Regions from separate parts of the Mus musculus genome. Here region 1 is linked to region 2. A link is a loop called in an ENCODE intact Hi-C map of the cell type or tissue named here. Cell type or tissue: heart. All regions are shown on one strand. Links, peaks and the distances in the headings refer to the core of each region. The heading gives the core; the rest is flanking DNA.

Region 1 (8,335 bases), core at 224-8,223, 340 kb after region 2:
TCTCTCTCTCTCTCTCTCTCTCTCTCTCTCTCTCTCTCTCTCTCTGTGTGTGTGTGTGTGTGTATAGGCAAGATATTTGTTAAGGCATATTTCCCCCCTGGAAATCTCAGTTGTTTTTTAAATCATTTGAATCTTGCTTTCCCCATTCCTACAATGAAAAGTTGACAAGAACACAATAATGCATTAATGTAGCATGATTTAAAAGAATGGAAAGGGTGCTTAATCGAAGGCACATTTCAGGCACTCACCGGATGCGCAGGGATGGAGGTGTGGGGCAAGGGAGAGCAGGAAGAGATGATTTCATGAAGACACCTCCAGCTGATATTAACTGCAGAACCAGAGCCTGGTATGAACTGGAATCTCCCTTGCTGTTTCAGTATGGATGTGGTGCATCAAAATTCAAGTCAGGCTGACTCAAATCGGGGAGCATTGAGTAGCAGCGATGGAATCAGTCAGAGCTCTGAATGCTTTAGGCTTCCTTCAGTATTCAGTCCTGTGTAAGATGGGACAGCCACCAGCTCCCCTCGTGCTGCCTCACGGAAGCTTTCATTTCTAACTATTTCTGGAAGCTGGTTCTTCTGGTTCTTAGGGAATTGTAATGTCATCTTACAAGAGTGTTGTTAACCTCCGACCCCAGCTTCTGATGGCTTCTGCCAACCACTTATTTTTCTTCCTCTTTAACAAGTATTAGTCTATCATTTTGGGACGTCCAGAGAGTAGAGTCAAAGTCCGGCTCTCACATATTAACATTCTGCAGCCCTGTTCTTTTCTTTATTTCTGTCCCCTTCGCTCCCGTTCATTCCACAATGTACTGACAAACAGGTATTGGTAATTCTTGATGGGCTGGAGGTGCATTTAGATGCTGGGAAGGAAAGGAACTTGCTAAGCTTGCTCTTTCCTCTTCCCACTTTTGCTACTTCCATTTCAGTTCTCTCTCTAATTTACCTGAATTGCATTGCTCAGATGCTCTGGGATTCCAATCCAATAGAACTGCTTGAGAGGTGCAGCGAACTGCTCTCGTTTCTACACGTTCACCTCAGCTAATGGGAGGGTTCTTATGATGAATCTCTATTGCTTCCTAGTTAGAAATCTCATTTTCCATGGGCTTCCCTGTCAACGTTTTCAAGGTCGTGTATCTAAACACTTTTTTCTCCATCGAATTAAATCAATTTTCTTTTACGAAGCTTTCAGTGTCTATAATTTGACTTCATTTTTTTTGTTTTCTTTTTTAAAAACACTTCTTGGAAAACTAAGTCTACGCACTTCCCCAAACCCTTAAGCTAGTTGAAAACCAGAGAAGATCCATAGTAGCAAACTCCTTAACATCTCAAAGCTGATCAAGGAGGACATTTCTCTGGAGGCTTTTTTGGTTTAATTTTGGCTCCAAGAAACCCACTCCCATACAGACCTGTTTGTATTTATTGACTTTGCTTAAACAAAATCTTATGAATCAATTACATGTCAGCTATTGCCCGAAACATCCTAATAGTAAATGGTTTAAAAGGGTAGCTTTCATTGCAAGGCAATAGAAATTTTTTCACTTTCCAAGAAGGAACAAATAAAAACAGATGAGAGCTCAGAAATGACTGCTTTAGACCCATTATACGCCCAGGAATCCACTTGTCAGTAAATAAGTTTAAGCTCATCCCAGAAACAGGCAGTGTGGTGTATGGTATGCAAAGGTTTGAAAGGGGTTAGGGCAGCCTCCTTTCTGTCAATAAGAACTCCCTTCAGAATGGAGACATTCTTCACTGTGCAATGCATCCCAGTGAGCATGAGGCTAGGTACCCAGTCTTTTGCAGCGCAGTGTGATGGCCATGGGAGAGAGGTTTGAGCGCTATAGGTGTCAACATTAGGAATCCTCCAAATTAAAATTCAGACAGCCCCACAGCACAGTGACTCTCAATCTGTGGGTGTTGACCTCAGAATGACTGTTTCATAGCAATCGCCTATCAGATATTCTGCATGTCAGCTATTTACATTACAATTCACACTTGTAGCAAAATTACAGAGCAGTAACAGGTAAGTTTATGATTGGGGGTCACCACAACACGAGGGGCTGCATTAAAGGGTCACAGTATTAGGAAGGTTGAGAAGCCCTGATCTAAGGCAAGGACAACTGTTAGAAACAGAACACATTAGCCTTTTGGGGAAAATCTTTTGCCTGGAAAGCACACTGCAGCGTAGGAAAGGATGTATGCTACAGAGGATCTAGCCAACCCTTCATTTGAAGTCTCCCTGGTCAGTCCTTACATAATGCAAAAGAGGTACCTAGTATGTGACTAGAGCATGTGTTCTCAACCTGTGGGGCGTGACCCCTTTGGAAGTGGGGTCATATTTTTGGAAAATTGTATGGAATAGTATACAAAGATAGTATGCCTATTTCCAAATCTCTTTCATATTAGATATTTGTATTAGTAGTTATAACTGTGGCAAAATTACAGTTATGAAGTAGAAACAAATTAATTTTATGGCTGGGAGTCATCACAACATGAGAAACTCTTAAAGGGTCCCAGCATTAGGAAGGTTGAGAACCACTGTACTAGAGAATATTATTGAGACCATAGAGTATATGTGTGGACTAAAGGTGGAAAAAAATGTAGAATGCACACACTTGCATTTTCTTATGGAGCCTCTTGGCTCTTAGAATTGGAAATAGGGGGCAGAAATATCTAACTGAGATAATAGAGAGATTGTTGAGAGTCTTGAGGCAATTATAAGTGAGGGTCTTAAAATTACACCTGAAGGTCATTGGTAGGGATAACGTTTTTACTGTGCCAGTTGAGTATAAGGTTATGAAAGGGGCAAGTTCCTCATTAGGTCATTTTCTTGAAAGACACACTGGTTTTAAATGAGTTATTTAAATGACTCATTATAGCATATAGGTTGGCTGGCTTGACATGAGAATAAGATTTAGCAAAATAGTCATTAAAAAAAAAAAGCAACTACTTTAAAGTCTGAGATGAGAGCCTAATGAATCCTTTTAAGAAATCTTAGCCATTGAGAAAACGGTGTTAATCAGAAAGGTTGATTTTCTTTTCAGAGAAGGAGAATTCTAATTTCCTTTTTGAAAGTTGGCCTCCTGTAGGTGGACACAATGATACTTTGTTGTGCATAGTTATTGTTTGAGAGTAAGGTCTGTGGTACAAAGCCCATAACACATGAGGCAGGGGACTATGGTTCCCTTGTCATCTAGTGTCCTAGCCAGCTGTGTGACCTTGGACAGTACACTTTTGAATGCTATTCTTTAGCTTCCTCATTGGTGATCCCTGACAACACCAGAGAGTGATATTTTAATGCTCTTTCTTTCCCTGAAAGGAAAATTCTACTTGGTCGTTTTGTAAAATATTTCAGACTATATTGCACATAGTAGGCAATTGCTCTCCTAAAGCCACAGAATTTCACTTCCTACATAGTAAAATCTGCTTTTTCTCATTTTTAAAAGCTTAACAAAGTTTAAATTGTTAGCAACAACATCAAAGCATCAATATAAATCACTCTAGGCTAGAAATTAAAAATTCTATTAGCTAACACACCAAATGGTCATCTTGTCCTTTATAGAAGTTTATGATTAACATCCTTATTGGTTTCTTATGATCCTACTGGCAAACCTGTTATCCATCCTTCACTTACTGCATTTTGTGTTTGGTTCACAGATTTGGAGATAGGCATAATATCTTTGCATACTATTCCATACAATTTTCCAAAAATAATTTCCTTCTAAATATAACATCATCTTTGTTATTGTAACTCTGGGTTATATCAGCCATTGCTACATTTATTTACTCCGGGACCACACATTTAACCATTAAGACAATTTAGAAGGCTGAAGCATGGTGACTATTTGACTTGACGATGACAGAAAATACGAATGAATGGTCAGCTAGATTCTCCCATGACTGATGTGATTGTACAGATTTGCTTCAGCAACACGGAGTGTTCATACAACATGAGATCTGAGCGGCGAATCCAAGTTTAATGTTAACAAAACCCGATTCTGACACTTATGTTCCCAAACTGAAATTAAATGTGCAGAGACAGAAATAACCTGTAAACTTGTATGTCATTACTTCTCTTAAAATAACAATTTACGTTGTGTGTTAGTAACAGGGTAAGTGACTGAAACTAGCTGGAAATACTAGAGAATTTGATTTTCAGAGTTTTCAGTAAGACGCTGATTATTGTTTGAAAGCACATTACTAAGAAAAAACGTTATAATGTTATGTCCTCTTTTTGTTGGGAAAACAGAGAGGAGAAAGGAGTTTCTAAAGTTTCACACTTCAATCTGAGAAGATTCATTGGCCCCCAGATATGCTACACCTATCAGCAGCGGCGCGTTACAGATGGATTGGTCAGTAAGTTAAGAATAAAAAGAAATCAGAAGAAAACATTTCTGCATGGGGAAAGAGACTCGAGCTACGTGGAACATATTTTAGAAATGACATTTTGCTCAAAAGATTTTGACTCCCCGCTGTCTACTGACTACACAGTTTTCCCCCTTCTGCTTTTCAGGGCTCAGCTCTGAAAGCAGTCAACAGCTGGCTGAAGATGGCAAGGTTTTCCAGCTCTGTCTCCTACATGACAGTCGCAGCAGCAGCCTCTTACCTGGACCAGGAGTTGCTGTTACCGCCAAGGCATGATGCTATTCCAGCCAGGCTAGGAGAGGAGTCTGTCCCGGTTAGCGGCTCCAAAAAATCTAAGTTCACATTGCTGGCTGAGGTCACGGCTCTATTCTGAGCAGTTCTCCTTAACGCAGTGTGTGATTCTAACAAAAAACCCCCTCTGCAGCTGGAGAGAGCCTCAGCTAACGCCGGATCCTGTCAAGGCGTTCCTAGTGACTTCTGTCCTCTAAATGCAGACTGATGTTTTGCGAGAGAGGGGCCTCCACCAGCAGGCCCAGATTGCCTGCAAAGTATTTCCTGCCTCCGAGAAGTTTGCATGTGAGAAAGCCTGCACGAAGCCGGAGGGGAGGGGCTGAGCAGAGCCGCCTGGGCGTTGAAGCTCTGATTTTACACAGAACCAAAGTGAGTTTGTCAAAGCTCTTGAGATGATTAGTTAGCGTCAGAAAGTCCTAGAGTCCTTCCTATCCCACAGGGCTCGTGGAAAACAAGGAAGGAAGAGAGTGCAGCTCTCCCCTCTGCACAGTGTTACTTTCTACTGTGTTAAATGGAGAACACTTCTCCTAATTCTCATTTCAAAAGTTTTCTAAGACAGATGAAGTCTGAGCCTTTTAATACCGTAATTCTTCTAAAGTTTAGAACCTTAAAAAATAACTTCAAAATTTAAATCCTGGACTTGGGGAAGGAAAAAAAATCTGTAAGTAAAATTCCGAGAATCGAGGAAACAGAGAATTTTCTTCTCTCTCTCTCATCCCCAGAATTCTGAACAGAACACAGTGGTTTGTGTTACAGCACGTGAAGCCTCCTTACCTCCAGTAAGGGATCCTCCAGTTACAGACAACCACGGCTGCAAAGGCTGGAAAGGCTGGAGAAGGCAGACTCCATCTTGATCAAGTTAGAAGTCCTGCTGACATAAAACACTTGCGATGCTTCCTCCAGCATGGCCGAGTCTCTCAATCACATCTCTAAAGTGGCTAGCAGAGTGTATGCCTCCTTCCCCAGACAGCTTGTGAACTCTCATCTGTTTATCTTTTCTGCTTTTGTGCCTCCACTGCGTGACTTCCTCCTAGCTGCTCCGGCCTGGGAGCTAGGACTACCATTTGGTTTTGATTAAAACCAGACAGCCAACTCTGGAGAATTTAGGGAATAAGCTAATGGAAACTGCGAATATGGCTTTAATTAGTGCATCAATTAATAATAGATGTTAGCTTGTCTTATAATAAGATGTCACAAATGCAGAGCTCAAATCATTTCTGGAAAGAATTCATACAGAGTCTCTTTTATGACCCAGAGTTCTCCCTCAGGGAAAGTGCAAGGGTAAGACGGACAGTGGCCTTGGGACATGTAGGTTTGTGGCCAGGCCAGTGGGATAGCTTCCTTGTTTACACCAGAGAAACGGGAAACAACATCTGTCCATTTATCTTATTTGGTTGAAACTACTCAGTAATCGTTCCCTTTCATTTTAGTTACATTAAAAGAGTTCATTCTATAGCTCTAGGTGACTTAACTAGTCCTTTAAAAAATGATTAGGAATTCGATGAATCTAATTATTGACTCTGTGTGAGGGTTGTACAATTTTAGCTTGTCAATAATATAAAATTTAAGAATAATTCCAATATCCAAGTAAGAAATAAGTATAAAACCACATAATGAGATGCAGGAGAAATTAAGCCTGCATGTCTCAACAGCTGTCCTCTTATCTGAACGCTAAGTGGTTTTTCATTGTTTATATATATTCTCAGGTGGTCTTAATTTCTACAAATGCATGCAGGTCTTCCAGTATCATAATGGCCATCTTTTACTTTTCCTTGACAACACCGTGTAGGTGATAACTTGACCAAGTATGATGTTAGAGCTACTGCATCTTTTTTCACTGGACAACTGACATAGCTCAGAAAACACAATTTAGACAAAAGTCAAATAGGAAAAACAGGTTTAAGCCATGCACAAGCTGAAACATGAGATGATTCTAACATAAACATACTAGCAGGGCTTGCCATGGGGACAAAGGTCTGGAACCCCAGCTCTTGGGAGACAGGAGTACAAGTTTAGCTTAGTCTTCATAGAAAGACCATGCCAATAATAATTTTTTTCTTTTTTGCAGAGATATCCCAGTCACTAAAGTGCTTACCACATTGAGTGATTCAAGGTTCTGAGTGCAAAATCCAGAACCCACCTAAAAATAGTTGAGTATGGCGATGCATGCCTGTAATATCAGCACAGGTGAGGCAGCTGAATTCTGAGAGCTCACTGGCTAGCCCTACTTAATGAGTTCGAGTCCCGAGAAAGTTTGATTAAATAAAGAAAAATGGCACCAGAGCAATGACTCAAAGGTTGTCCTAGAACATATATGTACATAAACACACACACACACACACACACACACACACACACACACACACACCTCACAAAGGCACACATACAAAATAGAGCCAAAATGGGAATAATGAACCCACCCCATGGATTTATTCTCAAATATAATATGTTGACAGAAAGACTTAAAATTTGAGATGGAAAATCATACAAGTTAAAAATATGATTATTTAGATTATTTAAATCTAAATTAAAAATTTAAAGCCCATTCATACATTCCTTCCTTGGTGCCACTTATTTTTCTGGTCCTAAGGGTTGCACCCAGGACCTTACAGTAGGCAAGGGCTCTACCTATGAGCTGCAAGCCCAGCCCATCAGTCATTCATTATTTAAAGTCTATTTATCCTCGTATTCAAATCCTTGCGTTGTCACTGCTTTTCCCAGCATTCCTTGTACTTTTATTTTTACAAATAAAGTACTAGGAAATAGTTTTCTCCCAGCCAAGTGGTGGAAAGTGGCCAAGTCTACACTGGAGCCCAGTTCTTCTATGTTTCGAGCTTTAGTTTATCTGCATTAACTGTCTCCCTTGACGGCCACTAATCAGTGTGTGAAACTAGAAGAGCTCTTAAATGTTCTGTGTTTCAGCTCTTCCTTTAAAAATAGCCGGATTGCGCACAACTCACAAATTGGAGAACAGGATGTTTATTTATGTGTGCATGTATTTATGTGTGTGTATTTGTTTCTTTAAGGAAAATCCTGGAGCAGAGACAAATGAGAATGGCTAGAAGAGCTTTCCTGTGTGTCTCTCTGTCTTCATCTATCTCTGCCTCTGCTCCCATGATGCTAGGTGTTGGCTTTTCAGTGTCTCAAGAGCACTCTATTGGTGCTTCTTGGTCAACTTCCTTAGGAATTCCATCATCCCAGCGATGCCATCACCAAGGTACGCTCTGTTTCTCTGCACATTGAGAACACTTCCAACACTGCTCAGCTACATCAGTGGGATGCCTTAGTTGTCTCCACTCTTCCTGACACCGACATTTATATTAGAATTACATCAGTAATTGACAAATATTTAATCCCATTTATTTTTTATCCTTAGTAGCCAGACACTAAACAAATCCAGGACCTAGGTTTTGATGAAGACTTTTGCAAATGTGTAAAGACAATGAGGTAATTTCCTAAGGCCTCAGCACCGTCTCGGGCTTATAGAAGAGATTTAAAATACCTGTCCCCTTTCTGTTTGCAAATCTAAATGCTTCACTCTCCTAAGTGCTTGTTCTGCTCTCTATACTAGATTAGTTGTAAGACAGGACACAGAGGCCACTAGAACTTGAAAACAGACTTTCAGGAAGGACTACATCTGGTTCTCCAGTTAACAGCAGTGACTTTGCAAGTTCCCCAGA
Region 2 (8,335 bases), core at 26-8,025:
ATACTGGCCCATCCTGTGCAGAACAAGGCTCTCTTCAAAAGAGTCCCATTTAGTTCACTCACTGTACTCTGGATGCCCCCAGCTCTTCTGGACCAAACCACCCTCCCTTGAATATTTCCAAATTGAGTATTTACTCGGTTAGGTCATAAAAATACCCCTCTCATTTAAACATTGCATCATGCTTTTAAGATCTCCACAGGGACACCCAGGAAAACCCAAGTACTAATTTTTGTATTTGAAGCCACCTCTTGGAGCCTCCTCACCGAGCCTCAGATTGGAAGTATCTTGCATGAGTCTCCTCTTTCCCCTTTAAGCCCCACATCGCTTCTACCAATAGGAGCTGGAGTACCAGACAGCTTAGAAGCCACTTGATTTAGTAATAGCTTGCTGCGGTCATAACACATCTATTGGCCTGTTCTATTGGTCTTTGTTCTTTTAACCACAATAAGGCCGAAGGGCAAACTGTCTTGCATGTATTCCACAATTAAAGAAAACTCCTTGGGTTGCTTCAGCATACTGAAATCTGAAATGGTTTACCATCCTCTTCACTCTTTGGAAAGTGGTGAGCATTAGAGCTACCAAAAAAAAAATAAATAAATAAAATAAATAAATAAATAAATAAATAGGGGAACTTAGAATACAAGTGACTGAGAGCAGCCTTCATCCACTCTAGGGCAAAGACCTAAGCTGGAGACCACATGTCTAGATTGCAGGCTCTATGACTTGGGGAAAAGTCAGCGCCTTATTCCTGGGCTTTTGGTGTCATTTGGCTCAGAAGAAAGTAAAGGCAATTTGTCAAAAGCAAACTCTGAGGGAAAAAGAAGAAAACCCAGCTTGAGAGAAAGTCTGTCTGCCTTGCTTCGCTTGAAACTCTCTGAACAGTAGTACTAATGAAAAAATTATGCACCCAGGCTAGGGCTTTGCTGCAAGTCTGGCACGCCTCAATAAAAGTGAACACAGGCGATCTCCAACATTTTCTCAGGAAATGTCTTGAAATAACTTCTGACGGCACATCTGCTAACCATTTGACACTCAGTCCTTCCTCAGGACTTTGGCTCTTCTGTTAGGGGGGCTGCTGCCTCGCAGGGCACCCCTCTGACCATCTGCTGCAATCTGCTTGCCAAGATGGCACCGGGTAGTCCATTAATTCCACCCTTATGGTCAGCAAATTATCCCGCAGAGGACTAGCCTGCAGTCCAGATGGAAGCAGAATTAGTCAACCTCTTAGAGCCGCTGATAGGTTTACATTTTGAGGGGCTGCAGTCCACTGGGCTATTATTTCCCCTCATCCCTTCAGAAAACAGATTTCTGCAGGGTTAAAAAAAAATGTAACTTGAGACTGGGCATTCTGCCTTCTCCAGAGCCTGATTTTTTTTTCCCCTACTCAAATGCGTCACATATGCCACCCCCACGAATCTTTTGGTAATGGATGGCCCGTGCCTAGGCTGCATTCCTCCGAATCACCAAGCCACAGCTTGAAACCACCTCTCGCCTCTAGAGAATGAGCCCATTGGTGACCACATTGGGTGTAAAAAGCCTCATTGAAAGCAAAACCGGATGGGGAGATATATTTTTCTTCCCCCTCTACTGCGCTGATTAATGACTTAGGCAGGGTTTCTCTTTTAGTTATTGGCATAATTTGCGAACAGAGTGAACTTCAGTATCCGTCACCCGCTAGGTACTTTACCTATTTGATGCTCACAACTTCCACTTGTGTCAAAAGTTACTACTCAGGGTTGGGGACAGCACAGTGAGGATGTGCCACTTCCCCAGGGTCGCGCATCAAGAGGGATGCTGGTCCCGAGTTCATTTCCCCAACCTCAGTCCTCGCACCAGAGGCCATGCGCTGAAATGACTCGCAGAGACAGAAAACCACACCAACAGGGTGGGCTATTGCTCTAGAAGCAACCCTTAAGAAGGATCAAAGGCTCTCAGCTACTGACGTTGGAGGAGGGGACAGGGGCGCAGGGTGGGGAATTAGTCCAAGACGCCGTCGCCGCTCAAAAAAAAAAAAAAAAAAAAAAAAAGCCACAGGCCTGGAGTCTTGCTTCCTTCCTTTCCCCAGCCCACGGACTCTTTCTCCCTCGCCAAGGGCGTGGGCATCTGGTGGGGTTTTTCAGGAACCGCGTCCAACCACACAGCGGGAAAGCGCTGGGTTCCTAGCTGGAACCCCACGTGCAACGGGGGTTGTGGGTAGCTAAGGAGCAACCCCTACTTAGCCCGCCCAGGCTCAGAGATCCCCGGCGTTTAAAAAAAAAAAAAAAAACAGGCGAACGCAACAAAAGAACAGAGCTCTTAAATAGTGCTAAGGAAACATTTTTTCCCGAAGTACAGCTTAAAGTCTACACAGCCCCTTAAATAATGCACTCTTAGGGAGAAGACAAAGCTGATTTGAGACTTGTAGGGTGGCAAGAAGAGATGGAACAGTCTCCAAAAGAAGTCCAAAAGGGGTTGCTCGCCCCTCGGGGCCCGAGGCCAGAAGGAATAGTATGAGTCTAAGTCACCCGGACGCCAGTCCCCAGTCCCCAGGCAATACATGGTCAAGGGACATGACCCGGTGTTAAACTCTCCAACAAACCCTGACCCAAGCTGCTTAAGCACACACGTTCTACTAACGAAAGCCTGGGGCTCCTCCTCTGCAAGCGTGTCAAAACACACAATCACAACACGGACTTGGCAGGGCAGCGTGACAAGTCCTCCTCACCCGGATCCCCTCAGCAGTTGACCCCAGCCAGACTAGTCCAACAACAAGGCACAAGTCCATCTTACGTGTTAGGATCATGGTGTCCGGCTCGTCTCTACACATTAAGGTCGGCGCAGGGCGGCGGGAGCGCACTGGGAACGTCGAGGCTGCCAGAAGTAATCGGGATCCCACGTCGGGACCCACGGTGGCAGCCGGGACGCGAGCCTCTCGCGGTCGTCAGCACATCCTGGTTCGCAGCTTCCTTACGCTTCGCCCCAGCTCGGGCAAAATCGTGGGTTTTAGATTGCCACCGCGAAGGGAGCGCTCTCAGGGAGCGGGGCACGGAGCTGGGGAGCCGTGGCTCCAACAGCGAGGACGCACAGCCATGGCTCAGGCTGGAGCGCACCGCCCTCCACCCAAACGCTGAAGTGCTCTGCTCTCTGCGCGCCCTAGGGGCCGCGCCTTCCTACTGAGCCCGCCCCCGGGGGCGGGATTCACGTTGCGGCCTCGGGCTGTGCTCTGACTCCACCCACCGCACACCAGGCCCCGCCCAAAGCTCGCCCAGGTCCCGCCCCACGCCTCCTTCCCCCTTTCCTGGAATGTTTTCCCAGGGTCTGCACTTTTGCGGCGGCGGGAAGCGCCTAAAAGTCGCCAACTACTGGCCTCTGGGGTAAAGGCAAAAGCTTGGAGGCTTTAGCTGAGTGCAGAGATCCGGGCCTCGTGCTCAATTTCCCCTCTGCCTTTTCTTGCGTGGTTTTGTGTACGCGCAGCCTCTCATTCCAGTTGGCATCACAAAAAAACTTGCGCGGAGTGCGGAGGTTAAAGATAGATCGCTTGGTCAGAAAATAGGGAAAAGAAGTATCGGGACTTTGGGGGCACCCATTTCTTGCTAAAGCCTGCAAGAGTAAAGAGTTTGTGAGGATTAAACACAGCTGTGGAAGCTTTCCCCAGCACGTGGGGAGAGTCAGTATACCGCGTGCGCAGCTCTATCCAGTATATTTCTAACTGGTATTTGTACTATGGTCACAGCTCTTAGAATTGCTCACGAACTGGCCCTAGCCTGCAGGTTTATGATCTCAGATGCTGATCATTTTTTTTTTCCCACAGGCTCAAATGATTCTCCGGCAGCTTAGTTGCCGGCTCCTTATGTCATCAGAAGCCCCATTTTTGAAACTTGGGACAGAATATAATCAGTGGAAGGTGTTTAAAAGTCCACATCAATTTTCATAAAAATTTACCTTGGAGTAAGTTGGTGCTTTTTGTGTGTGTTACTTTAACTGATGGAAACGCATTCATTCAGCACCGAGAGTGTTTACTATGGGCAAAATGGTTTCTCCTCTGGAGCATACAACAGCCAGCAAAAGGGACCCATAGCCCTGTCCTGGAGTTGGCTTCTTCCCAGGGAAGCTTTTGCAATAAGCAAAAGAAATAGGTGGAAAACATGTAGTCTGTTGAGAGACTACAACAGGCAACAGGAGAATTGGGGCTGAGTTTATTCTTACGTCAGGCTAAACACAAATAGAAAAGTAGATTCCCTTAGATTTGAAAATGGATTGATTTCATAGTCATGTGCTAGCTTACAGACAAGCCTCTCCCCTCTTACAACAATGGTACCCCAACTTACCACACTGGAATTCCTTAGTTTGGAGGGTACATTCAGCCTCATTGAGGCAGATCGGTGTTGCCAGGGTATTTACCTGCAGGCAAATGCTGGAGACCCAAAGGCAGTGCAGGGTGCATGTGGCCCCTGCCTGCCAGGAGACTACAGACTGGGAAGCAAGGGGGTGAATGGAAATGAGGGACTGTTGAGGGCCCAGGAAGTGAAGACCTTGATAGCCCAAGAAGATGAAGTTGCCGCCTGAAGTGTGGATGCTGGAGGAACTGTGGACTCATCCACAATTAGCATCCCCACCTGGTACTCACATCTCTGAATGCACTAGGGCCTCATTCTAAGTCGCATATAATTTGCATATAGCTTATGCACACTCTCCCAGATACTTTTTAAATAATTATTATCGTATTGATAACTCTTAGAGTATGAAATACATTGTAAGCACTATGTAGATTTGTCTATGTTCAGTATAGACACATTTATTTTTCCTCCTAATACTTTCTCTTTGCATGATTAGGCATAGAATTTAGGATAGAGCTAGTCATATGCCCTTCCACTGAGCTACACCCCTATCCCCAGCACCTACTTTCAATTTAAAAATTATTATTATTACTATTACTACTGCTGCTATTATTGTTATTGTTGTTGTTGTGTGTGATGTGCATACAGACACACACACATGCTACGGTGTGTGTGGAGGTCTGAGGCCAATTTTATGTTTATTCTCTCCACTTTTACATGAATTTGAAGGATCAAATTCAAGTCATCAGGCCTGCCTGGTGTCTCGGTTTGTATCGCTGTTGCTGTGATAGAAACACAAAACCAACTAAGGGGAAGAAAGTGTTATTTCACCTTGCAGCTTACAGTCCATCAAGAAAGGAAATACAGGCAGGAACACAGAAGCAGGAACTAAAGTGGAGGCCATGGACGAATGGTGTGTCCTTGCTTGCCCATGGCTTGCTCAGCCTGCCTTATTACATAGTCCAAAGATACCTGCCCGGTAGTGGCACTGCCCACAGTGGTTTGGGCCCTCCTGTATCAATCACCAGTCAAAAGAATGCACACAGGCTAGCCAATCGGATGGAGGTGGTTTCTCGGATGACTGTAGCTTGTGTTGCGTTGACAAGTGCCTTTACCTACTGAATTACTTCATAGATTCTCCAGTATTTTATAACCTTCTCCATAAGTTGCCTAGGCTGGCCTTGAACTCACTTGGTAGCCTCAACAGACTTTAAGCTTCTGATTCTCCTGCCTGGGCCTCTCAGGTAACTGAGATCATGGGCCTAAGCCACCTGGCCCTGAACATTATCCATCAGTGGCGATCTGAGTCCCTGGACCAGAAACTGTAGAATTGGTAGCCCACTGTCTTATCAAATGGCAGGTCAAATCTGAACAAGAAAGTCCTATCTCAAATGTTCAGAAGGAAATGAAGGCAAAGCAGAACAAAGCCTCAACTGTAACCTTTTTGTACAAGAGGAGCCCTGGCTAGCTGGGGGAAGGGAGGGCTGGCGAAGCCATCAAGAGTATGGACAGACAATGCCATTTGGGGATGAAGGAGGATCCCCAAGCCAGCTCAGAGTCCGCTTCTGCTCACTTAGCATTCCACTCCTCACCACGGGCTTCATTTGTCTGTCTAGGGCAGCTGACCTTAAACTGCATTCGTCTGCTGAGCCGCATGAACTGAGATTTGATCTTAAGCACTGGACTCTTGAGAGGCAGGCTTCGCTGTGCAGCGGGGAGCATTTTCCATGGTCACGGAAAGCGTTTTTCATACGTTAAGAATAGATATCCCCTGCAAGAGCTGGGGAGATGGCTCAAAGGGCCAAGTCACTCTGTGCAAATATGAAGACCTGCTTAGGATCCCAGCATCCAGATCAAAAGCCAGAAAAGGGGAGTGTTTTAGTAACCACAGCATGGAGAGACTGGAGCTTGCTGGTTATGTAACCAGTCTAACTAGATCAGTGAGTTCTGGTCCCAGGAAGGGAGATAATAACTGAGGAAGACACTTGCCACTGACCCCTGACCTCCGGACAGTGGGTGTACACACAAACTCATATGTACACATACATCACATACACAAAGAAAAAAGATTCCTCCACAGATTAGATTAGGTATTTGTAGAGGTAGGTTGTTGTCATTAAATTATCAATTCCTAGTTACAAAGGTTTAAAATATTAAGACTCTTTATAACGGCCTGTGCCGTTCACCTCTGAGGCAAGTATCATCTACTCAGAGACTACCCACAGCAGCATCCAGCAATCTCTATATAGGGTTGTTTCCTAAGGACTGTGGGATTACTAAGGAAAAAAAAACCTCATAGCTAGCTCCTCTAATGCGTAGCAGACTAGAAGAGCTATTCTCTATGATAATGGGTTCCTGCTCTATCTTAATGATTGAACTTAGCTATTACTGACGTTGTCCAAGGACATCCCTTGGGTTTCATCCCACCACTGCATGATAGAAACGGAACACAACCTGAAAGGCTCACCTGTGTGATGCTAGCCACTGAGGGAATCCTCAGTGAGACAGTGCAAGCTGGGCTGCCCAGAGCCCCTCTGAGAGGAGAGCTGCCAGGAGCTAGACAGACATCTTGCCCTTTAAGAGCACACACTGCTCTTACAGAAAGCCTGAACTGAGTTCCTAGCACCCACGCAGGGCAGGTCATAACTACCTGTAAACCCACCTCCTGGAGGTCTAACGCCTCTGTTTGCAGAGGACACTGCCACATATCTCCCCTCCCCCGTATTTTAATAACATGCATCATTAAATCCTGGCCAAAATAATTCTTAAGAGAAGAGAGGGCAGGGGGAGGGCAGAGAGAAGAAGGCTGCTGGTCCAGTACTCGCTGTTTGGCATGTGCTATCAGAACAACCCCAGTGCACTGGGTAAAATGTCAAAAGCTCTGTCCTCCCCACAGTCTCCCTTTCCTTTGCCTTCTTTGCTATGCTGATAATCAAACCAACCGCTTCTGCATGCCAGGAAAGCTCTCCACCGCTGAGCTACACCACCTTTCCCGTTTATGTATGTTAGTGCCAAGGCTTCCACCATTTAGATGCTAGAAACGAATTTTAAAAATAAAAATAAAAATCTGAAGCTATCCACAACAATTTCAACTTTGGGCTTCATTTATCCCTGGGGCAATTAGTTTAAACCTCTGGTCTAGTGATAGAAGCCAAATAATCTCTGGAAATTTCTTTGCCTCCCTTAGGACCAGCGGTCTCCTCTGTGCTTGGAAAATGTTGTAATGCAATTTGTGCTCAATGGAACATTGTGAAATGACTGGAGAATAATTTTGATTTGTAATGCTCAAAGGAAATATGACAAAGGGAAAATATTGAAAATAATGTTAGCGGTTTTCAATTAAAGGGGCATAATTCAATTGGAAACCCAATGGATGTCCTGAAATATTTATTTATTTATTTATTTATTTTTTAGCTCTAGTGACCCCCAATTTGGGATCTTCCTGATTCCTTCCCCTAACTGATATTTCACTTTTTAAGATGCTTTCAAAACAAAAGCGCTAAAAGGTTTATACTTTTAAAGATTTACCACAAGTAGCTGCCCTGTTCAGCTAGATCCGTTATTATAACTTTTAGACAATTCACATTCAGAATAGGGGGGAAGGCCAATTTATTCTTCTGGAAACATCTTTACATTATGAGGGGTACAGAGAGACTCTGTTCTTGTACAAATGATAGAAATATTCTCTTTTTGGGTAGCCATTTAAACCAAAGTATGAATCAGCCTAGGATGTGACATCTGTCATCCAAACATGTTTTTATTAAAGCCAGACAAAGGTAATGTAAAATAAAGGTGAGCGTCAAGAGGGGATCTGGAGAAGTTTCTTGGGGGGTGAAGTAGGGACAGACAAACTTGCAGAGATCAGTGGAATTCTTTCTTTTTCTATCTTCTTATTCTCTTCTTTTTTTCTCACCGAGATAGTAGAGATTGAGCCTGGATAAGCCTGACCAATACCCTACAGGTGAGCTGTATCTTTGCCTTCTTTTCAAGTGAAACAAAGGGGGGTAGGGGGTGGAGCA

Evidence for each region. Peaks named below come from ENCODE experiments on the same cell type or tissue, not always from the same donor. Only the 100,000 strongest peaks of a DNase experiment are listed, where the experiment ranks them.
Region 1: a loop joins it to region 2, with 2.4 times the contacts of the local background. A loop is called at or near these places in 4 of 42 quality-filtered maps.

Annotation. Positions count from the first base shown.
Region 1 is chr8:36,947,516-36,955,850 of GRCm38, forward strand. Dlc1 (deleted in liver cancer 1) reads right to left here and starts at 4,927. Exons shown (of 18, transcript NM_001194940.2): 1 at 4,606-4,927. Gm39166 (a long non-coding RNA gene) reads left to right here and starts at 7,225. Exons shown (of 3, transcript XR_870370.1): 1 at 7,225-7,872. In heart, for the core only: no CTCF peak of the experiment used is centred there; DNase peaks (open chromatin) are centred at 4,946, 5,656 and 7,446; H3K4me3 peaks cover 3,099 bases; H3K27ac peaks cover 2,630 bases.
Region 2 is chr8:36,610,790-36,619,124 of GRCm38, forward strand. The region is part of intron 5 of Dlc1 (deleted in liver cancer 1); the gene reads right to left. Among named protein-coding and RNA genes, the nearest start is that of Trmt9b, 160 kb to the left of the region's middle. In heart, for the core only: CTCF peaks have their summits at 1,880, 2,082 and 3,325; DNase peaks (open chromatin) are centred at 982, 2,102, 2,712, 3,282 and 3 weaker places; H3K4me3 peaks cover 3,793 bases; H3K27ac peaks cover 5,659 bases.